Regions from separate parts of the Homo sapiens genome. Here region 1 is linked to region 2. A link is a contact called in ENCODE Hi-C or POLR2A ChIA-PET data. All regions are on one chromosome and are shown on one strand. The core of a region is the stretch at or near the end of the contact, and the rest is flanking DNA. Distances in the headings are between cores, read along the strand shown.

What was found. A loop is a pair of places that touch in the nucleus more often than their neighbours do. ChIA-PET counts read pairs that join two places held with the same protein, here RNA polymerase II (POLR2A). Pooled maps may share reads with other maps.
Region 1: a loop to region 2 is called in a pooled map, with 2.2 times the contacts of the local background. The contact joins two enhancer-like sites. A Hi-C loop is called at or near these places in 1 of 168 maps with a recorded cell type or tissue (heart right ventricle), 1 of 37 single-sample maps with no recorded cell type and 11 of 50 pooled maps. POLR2A ChIA-PET finds 5 or more read pairs at or near these places in 2 of 52 experiments (Caco-2 and WTC11).

The regions. Positions count from the first base shown.
Region 1 is chr12:104,670,323-104,674,536 of GRCh38, reverse strand. The region is part of intron 2 of CHST11 (carbohydrate sulfotransferase 11); the gene reads right to left. Among named protein-coding and RNA genes, the nearest start is that of MIR3922, 81 kb to the right of the region's middle. RefSeq lists an enhancer at 2,522-3,126. Within about 2 kb of position 2,741, at least 31 of the 41 ENCODE cell types and tissues checked have a DNase peak (open chromatin) inside an H3K27ac peak, as active enhancers do.
Region 2 is chr12:104,791,683-104,796,266 of GRCh38, reverse strand. No RefSeq gene overlaps it. Among named protein-coding and RNA genes, the nearest start is that of SLC41A2, 160 kb to the left of the region's middle. Within about 2 kb of position 2,871, at least 3 of the 41 ENCODE cell types and tissues checked have a DNase peak (open chromatin) inside an H3K27ac peak, as active enhancers do.

The DNA.
Region 1 (4,214 bases), core at 1,492-3,991, 120 kb after region 2:
TGGGTTTGAATCCCAGCTTCACCACTTATAAACTGGGTGATACTGGACAAGAAGTTACTGAACACTTTTTGTTTCTTGGGCCTTGTTTGTTTGTTCATCTCTAAAATGTGGATTGTAACAGCACCTTCCTCGTTAGGATGCAAGGATTAAGTATAAAGTCCTTACAACAATGCCTGGCACAGAGTAAGTGCTATGGCAGGGTGGTTATCATTATAGAAACACTGGTTGTCGTAGAATTAGTGATCTGGTTCGGATCACTCTGACAGACCACTGAGAGAAACAAGGCAGCATTTTAATGAACAGCTAAGAGTTTTAAACACACAAAGTTAGAATCTACCTGGAAATCTTTTACTAGCAGAACAGCTAAGGTTTGATTCTGTATTAACAAACATCCTCCCCAAAGAAGCCAGCAAAAAAATCCTGCTCTGGGACCGCAGTCTGAAATGTACAGCCTTATCTGTGCTGGAAACTGCAGAGAAATCAGACTCAGGGGAGGAAATCGACTAAAACTAAGTGCAGGCCATTCAACAGAGGCCGGGAGAGCTGACAGCAGAGGAAAACCGAGCAGCCATAAAGACACGGGCAGGGAAGAAAGATGCCACCAACGTCTGTGGAGAGGCAAGACTGTAACATGCTGCCTTCTCACTGCTCAGCCAACGTGGATTGATGCAGAACATGTGTCACGAGGCTGACCACATTTAATCTTTCAGCAGCCCTTCCAGGGAATGTTCTGCCAGACTCAGAGAGGTTAAGGAACTTGCCCAAGGTCACACGGCAACAAATTCCAAGTGATTTTAAGTAGGTCGAAAAGTCGAAACAAACGGTTTGTGAATGTGCTGTGCTACATGTTAAATGAGTTGTCTAGGACAGTCTCATTGCCTGGGGTAGCTTCCAATGATGATTATGATGCCATGATGATAATCACCATAAGAATGGTTGATATTTATGGAGTGCTTTGCTAATTGCCAGATAGCACTCGAAGCACTGTACTTACATGAACTCATTTAATGCTCATAACAAACCTATGGGTAGGTACTATTATCATTCCCATTTTACAGGTGAAGAAACTGAGGCCCAAAGAGGGTAAGTTACTTGTCCAAGTCAAATAGCTAAAAATAGGTGTCACCACATGTGTATTTTTGAGAAAATGCTCTAGGCTCACCCTAGAAAGCCTCAAGTCAGTGTTAATCCATGTAACAAACCATTCCATTAACAGGTACAGTAGGCTGAATGGTACCTCCCCAAAAGATAGGTCCACATCCAAATTCCCAGAATCTGGGAATGTGACCTTCTCTGGATAAACGGTCTTTGCAGATGTGATTAAGCTAAGGATCTTGAGATTATCCTGGAGTGTGTGGGTAGGCCCTAAATATTAATGACGTGTCTTTATAAGAGACAAAAAAGAAGACAGAAGAGGGGGCAGCAACGTGTACATGGAGCAGAGAGATGGGGCCCCAAGCCAAGGAGTTTGGCAACTGGGAGAGGCAAATAATAAATCTTCCCTTAGAGTCTCCAGAGGGAGTACAGCTTTGCTGACACCTTGATTTTGGACTTCTGGCCTCCAGAACTGGGAAAGAATACATTTCTGTTGTTTTAAGCCACCTGGTCTGTGGTGATTCATTATGGCAGCCTCAGAAATGGTGGGGCAGGTATGGCCAAGCATCAGGGTTTCAGAGTAATCCTCACGCCTGGGTGTCTGAGTGGTGGCAGCAGGAGAACAGAGGTGCCATGCGGGAGGCATGTGAAATCTGGGGGAGGCTCTTGGCTTGGAAAGTGTAGGAGGGAGAGTCACAGTCAGAATCACGAGCCAGTTTTCCAGCCAAGAAGGCTGCCCAGCAGAGCATACGCTTGTTGCCATGCACTGAGCTGCCCGTCATGGTGAGTAATCTTGCCCCATTGGGAGGTTACTCCTCCCGAGGTCCCTTTGGAGGTGGTGAAGCCAACCATCCTCACATGTTCTATTCCTGAAAGAGGCCAGGGCCAGGCCAGCTTCCAGCTCTCAGAAACACCTGCTCGTGGAATCAATGGCCACAAGGCATGGGATAGCTGATAAAGGGGTTTTCCTTCAAAGTTTTTCATTCTCTGCAGTATTTTGGCAGAATTTGCCAGAAAGCAGAAAGCAATGGTCTCTTTATTCTCCATTTCTGGAGCTATCTGCTCCTTTCGCCCCTCTCTGCAAAGACACTTGCCACAAGACAGCTGGACAGCCGGGCCCCTAATGGAGTCCTGCACACACATCACTCACACGAGCCATTACTCCGCAAGCCAGAGCTGACCTTGGGGAGAGAGGGACAATCCCCTCTCTCCCACACGGTCCACCCCCCTGTGCAGGCCAGACAGGTCTCAGGGAGGTAGGTTTCCAGAAAACGCGCTTCCCTGACATTCCTGGGCATTTTCATTGTCAGGGATGGAGAACTCGAGCTACCCAAATTGTATCAAAACATCTGAAGTCAGAGCAGAAATCTTAATGCTCCTTCCTCCAGGGCTGATCATTACAATATTCCTTAATGGGTAGGACATGGTCACTGACGGGTCAGAAGGAATGCTGCCTGGGAACTGTGCCAAGGCCTCCTGCCAAGTGCCAGTTTTGCCCCATCCCCCAACCACACCCCAGTTATGGAGAGGAAACTGATGAGTCACTGGCCGATTTGCTAACTTCAGTGTCCCAATGCCACACGCCTACAAGGTGACAAAGGGGGTTTCCATTTGGCTGTTGAAAGCCTCTTCTCACATTATGCAAGAAGAGGGCTGGGGGCGGGGAGGAGAGAGAGACAGAGAGAGAGAGAAAAAGAGAGAGAAAGATAGAGATTGGGTAAAATGTCTAAAATTCAAATCATAAGTTCAAGGGGGACTTTCTGTAAGTAAAGGAATCTTTGGTGAATAAAGTATCACCTCACTTTAAACAGTGGCTTTGCTCACACTGTAGGCGTTCTCTAGGCTGCCTGAGATAACTGTCCTGGCCCGTTTGCTGCGAAACCTGTGGGGGAAGCGACAGGACTTCCTAGACCGATCACAGTGCAGTGGGCTAAGAGCTTCCATGATCAAAACCATGATCGCGCTGGTAACAGTAATGATCAGTAGACAGGCATTCCAAGCACTTGATGTGGCTCTCCTCATCGAATATTCTTAACAACCCTAAGAATCAGGGCAAATACTGACCCCACTCTGCAAATGGGGAAATGAAGGCACAGCAAAACCAAATAACTTGCAGAGCCAAGATTTCAACCAAGCAGCCCTGCTCCAGGCTTTTCCCTACCACCCACACCCCATGCTTAGGATCACGGGCGCAGCAAGAAGCCGTGTCCAGTCAGACTGGAGATCACAAGAGGCTTTGCGGAGGAGGGTGTGCCCATGGCCAGCAGACTAGCTGTCAGCTAAAAGGAAAAGGTCATCTGCTCCCACCCCGTGTTAATGAGAAAAGCTAAAACTAGCCATTCTCTACCATCTCATCTCCAGTATTCCAATCTGGTGATTATGTTTTCAGCTCTGAACATGATCTTAGGGCTTCTCACCTGCCCAACACCCTCAGAAGGCAGGGCAGGAAATCCATATGTGGGAAATCAAAGAAACTGAAAAGGCAGAAGCAGAAACACAAAGCTGGAAAAGAGTGTGTGTGTGAGTGTGCATGTATGTGCATGTATGTATGTGTGTGTTTCTGTTGGTGTATATGTATAGGTGTGGGGGGTATGTGTGGGAGTGTGTGTGAGAATGTATGTGTGGGTGTGTGTTTATGTGGGGTGTGTGTGAGAGTGTATGTGTGGGTGTGTATTGGTTTGTGTATGTGAGGGGTATGTGTGGGAGTGTGTGTGTATATGTGGTGTGTATGTATGATGTGTGTGTATGCAGGGGTATGTGTGAGAGTATATTTGTGTGTGTGTGGGTATGTGTGGGAGAGTGTGCATGAGTGTGAGTGCGTGTGTATGGATGTGTTTGTGTGGGAGTGTGTGTATGAGTGTGAGTGCATGTGTGGGTGTGTATGTGTGGGAGTGTGTGTGTAAGTGTGAGTGCATGTGTGTATGGATGTGTTTGTGTGAGTGTGTATGAGTGTGAGTGTGTGTGTGTGTGGGTCTGAACATATGCACTTGCACATGTGTATATGCTCCATGAAGGAGGCTATGTTGGGGGTGGGTGGAGGAAATGGAGGCAGTTCATGGACGGTCTGGAATAGAAAAGCGGGGAAGGACCACCCTGCCCTGGGTGCCGTGCAGAGGCAG
Region 2 (4,584 bases), core at 1,622-4,121:
CGTTCACCTACCCCTTCTTTAGAGTGAATTCCTAATTTCTAAATCTTCTTTCTAAGTCTCCCCACTGATAGCGAGACTAGCTGGAGTCAGCAGTGCCATCTGGGCAGGGTGCCCCAACTTGGAACTGATCCTGTATGGTCTCCAGTTGGCAGAAGCTCCTACCTTACAGTTTTGTAAGTTGCCATCCAAAGCCTGAGACTGGCCAGTGGGCTGGCAGTTGGCCCAGTTTCTGTTTTTCCCCTTGTTTGAGGTCCACCAGAGACCAGAGACTCATGCCTATGGGGTAGTTCCAGGATTCTATGGCCAGCCCTAGTTCCAGAAAGGCATTTTGATGAGTTGATTGCTCTTACTGACCAAAATGACATGTTGATTTTGTGTGACTTTCATGTCAGACACAGGGGAAGTTGAGAGCTCTGGGCCACTAACTGTCCATAGTTAACCCTTGGACTCAAGCCGTAGCTGTCTTATATCAGCATTCTGGCTGCAGCGTTGCCTCCCGTCTAGAGCATTAAAGTATGACACGGTGGTAGCAGTCACCCTTTACCCTGTGCATACTTCATCACTTGCACTTAGGGAGGTTTCCCAACCCCCTTTGCTGGCTCTAGAACACATGTCAGGCAGTTCTCTAGGGATGGCTGTCCCTTTCTCTCCCAAAGGTATTCAAGACCACTGCTCCACAGCCGGCCCTTTCAATTGGTGTCCTTCTTGCCTACCGTCAATGTGGTGATGTCGATGTGGTACCATTTCAATACAAATAGGTTCTGAAGAGCCCTGGCATTGCAACCAGTAACAATATTGTTAACTTTTCCTTGCAGTGGGAGATATGAAATTAGCCAGGAATAACATATTTGACAATAAAGAAAAAACACAAAAAGATGGTACCTGGACACTATGAAGAATCTTCATCTGTACTTACTGGACAGTAGCCAAATGTGTAAGTACCTCTTTTCTATCCATTACACTAAATCTTCATTGATAAATCACTAAGCTTCAAATGGGTTCAAGGATTTTGCAACAACAGTTTAAAGCCAAATGGCGTAAGACGGCAGTGGCCCTGCAAAGAATATTTGCCTGGAGCTCCACACATCCTAGGAGCCGCCTGGCATCCAACTTTTTGAAATCGATTCTACAGATATTCGCAGACATATATGTCATGACGTACTTCAAGATTATTATAGCTTTGTTTGTAATAGTAAAAGATAAGACAACAACTCAGGGCTCCTAGTGGAATAAATTATGGTGCATCCATACAATGGAACATTATGCAACTGAGAGACAGAAGGAATAGGAAATATCTTTACAGATTTATATGGTAAGATCTCCAGGATACATAGTAAGGTGAAAAAAGCAAGGCATGGAACAGTGTATAAAATATCCTTCCTTTTTGTAAGGTTGTGAGAAACAGGATATTTCTCTCATTGGGAAATAAACATTTGGGCAAGAAACACTGGAAGAAAAATCAGGAAACTGAGAAAAACGGTTACCTATAGAGGACAAGGCATAATAAGCTGAAAGGGAATAGGGATGAGGACAAGACTGGTCAGTGTATACTTTATAGATCATTTTCATTTTTGAATGATGTATGTGTATCTCAAAAAATCATTTAGAACTTTTATTTTTAAAGAAAATTTATTTTTAAGGAAAAATATATTCTTTGCCCTATTGACATACCATTGTAGAAATCGGTCCTAAGGTAATAATCACAATATACATTGCAGCAATTTTCAGCTTTACATTTTTCATTTGAAAACAGACTTAAGCTGGGACTGGTGGCCCATGCCTGTAATCCCAACACTTTGGGAGGCCAAGTGAGAGGATCTCTTGAGTCCAGGCATTCAAGACCAGCCTGGGCAACACAGCGAGACCCCATCCCTAAAAAAAAAATTTAGCCATGCATGGTGGCATGCACCTGTAGTCCCTGCTACTTGGGAGGCTGAGGCAGGAAGATCACTTGAGCCTAGGAATTTGATGTTATAATGAGATATGATTGCACCACTGCACTCCATCCAGCCTGCGCAACAGAGCAAGATCCTGTCTCAAAAAATAAACAAACAAAACAGGCATAAACTTCAAAAAAATTGGTACTATATATTATAGTCAGCAAATTTATATTTTAAAGCTCATTTGATGAGTTAGGAAAATATTTATAAAATAATGTGTGAAAAATACTGAGTACAAAACTTTATCTGGAATGACACTAATTTTTTAAGACACCAAAATATTTTAAATGTTTTGCTCTGGATGATGTGATTATGGATTTTTTTTCTTTTTAAAACTCTTTTGTGCTGAACAAATTTTCAAAAATGAACCTGTTACTTTTATATTTATTTTTTGAATTACTTAATAATTATTACTTTTCTAGACAATAGATCCCCAGCTCAAATAGTAGTTAACTATTGTTTTGGGTCTTAAAAAATAAAAAAAGATTGATTTTTGTCCTGTTTAGTAATGAGTACCTAATGTTTTAAAAAAATGAACATCCTTTTTATTCTTACAGATGAGAGAAAACATTCTGTAGAAATGGAACGTTTTAGTACTTAAAGACACTGGGGTATTATTAGTAGGAAGAAATAGTGAATAAATATGGGCCTAGAAGAATAACATTTTTCTCCCTATCATCTGTTCTTTAGGCAAGTGATAATGTTATGCTAACATAGGCTTCTGACTTCTGGTAATTCCCACAGACAGCCTTCTCTGGTCCTTCTCCCAGATCACACACCAAATTCCGCGGGTTTGGCACAAAACCATTCATGTCTGGCTTACTACAAATCCATGCTGTCCAGCTCCACGAACTTGCCCAGAGGGCAGTTTCAGAGCTTCTCTCTTCCCACTCTTTCTCCTCCACTGCCCTCAGCAGGTGGTTCTGACTCCAGGGAGAAGGCTGAGGCCTCTGGATAAGCTTCCTCAGTAACTCCTTGTCCCTGCCTTGACATGCCCATATTGTTTCAAGCTCACCCTTCAACCCATCCATTTCTACCACATTTCCTCTCTTTAGCACCAGTGGCCCACTTCTCTGCTCCATCATATGCACAAGACTTCCTTGGAAGGGAAAGCCTCCATCTGACCTTACCAACACCATTCTACTCTTCTCCTCTTTAATTGTCAACTCTTGCACAAGAAGAGACTCCTGCCTCTTCTTCCTGGCCATTGCCTCTCTGCTTAGCACCCGACAGCCATGGCACAACTTAACTGCAAGGGAAGCTCAGAAATGTGGTCTTCCTGTGTGCCCAGGAAGAGGAAGAAGAAATGAAATTGAGTTTAACACATAGCATTTGTCTCCACTGCAGGACTTAAGACATTTTATTCGGATATTCAAGGAAGACATCACCCAGGAGGCTGAAGGGCTTGAGGCTATTTGAGAAACAGAAGAAAGAGAAACCCATGCAGCTAACAGACTCAGTCACTAAGTCACAATTCCAACTCCTCCTGGCAGAAAATCTAATGACTCATCTTTGGCTCTGGCTTCTGATCTGCTGTGGCCAAGTTAAGGAGCAGATATCACATGGTGATTGGACTGCCTCTTCCAGTGCCGTGAGTCCTCTCACAGAGAGGAGTAAGCGGAGAAAGAATGATTGGCACCTCTAGAGTACGCACCAAGCCAATCTGCAGATCACAGGGAAGGTGACCTGAAGGTTATTTTATGAACTGCTCAAGATAGAACAGAAACAACTTTGCCTTACACTTTACACATTACTTATCCAGGCACTTTCGGGAAAGTAAAAGTTGCAAAGTAAAGTTATATAACATAGAGTAAAATCCTAAAAGGTAGTCTACACACACACACACCACACACACACACACACAGAGAATGAATGCATGGAAAATATGTGGAAAGTGTTTCCTCAATGAATGACTTTTAAACTAATACCTCTCTTCTAGATTAAGACATGAAATACTCTTAGGTTGAATCCCTTTTCACCCTCAGATCAAAATGTCAGTGTCAATAGGCCAAAACCAGAGACTAGACTCAGCTCTAGACGTTTTGTGGGAATAAGAAGTAATGGATTCACCTGAATCTTGGTGAAGTCACCTGTATTCCATGAGTAACTCTGGGCCCAGGGTTGGGCAGATAGTAAAGTCCCATTTTAGGTTCAGCCTGCTTCAGGGCAGTGGTAAAACTAAAGTCTTTAAAAGCTGATTTCCAAAAGATCTTTTGCCTAAAGGCAGTAGTCAGGTAGTTTTGGGACGTAGTCTCTTTTGCCTTGACTTTCTATTTCTCTTAGTGAATTAACAGTTGATGTTTATATCATTCATTGGCATATTACTGTCATCCATGTAATTGTATGTGTCTGTGTCATGAAATTTGGACTTTATGCACACAATGATGTGCATCATATAAATCACCAGGAAGGTAAGTTAAGCTAAGTACTGCCTGGGATTTGTTACACAGTTCCTTTTGAAAGGACACCATCTGAATATGAGATTCTGTTGCTGCAGCTATAAATTAATATGTATGATGCAGGCATTGCAAAGTGTTTTTTAAGAAATTATTACTTGTGTTTTCATTGTTTGCCTTAATAGATTCTGCTTATAGCATTTCAGAAGTTGAATGTAACAGAAACATGAAATGCCTGTTTATAGAGT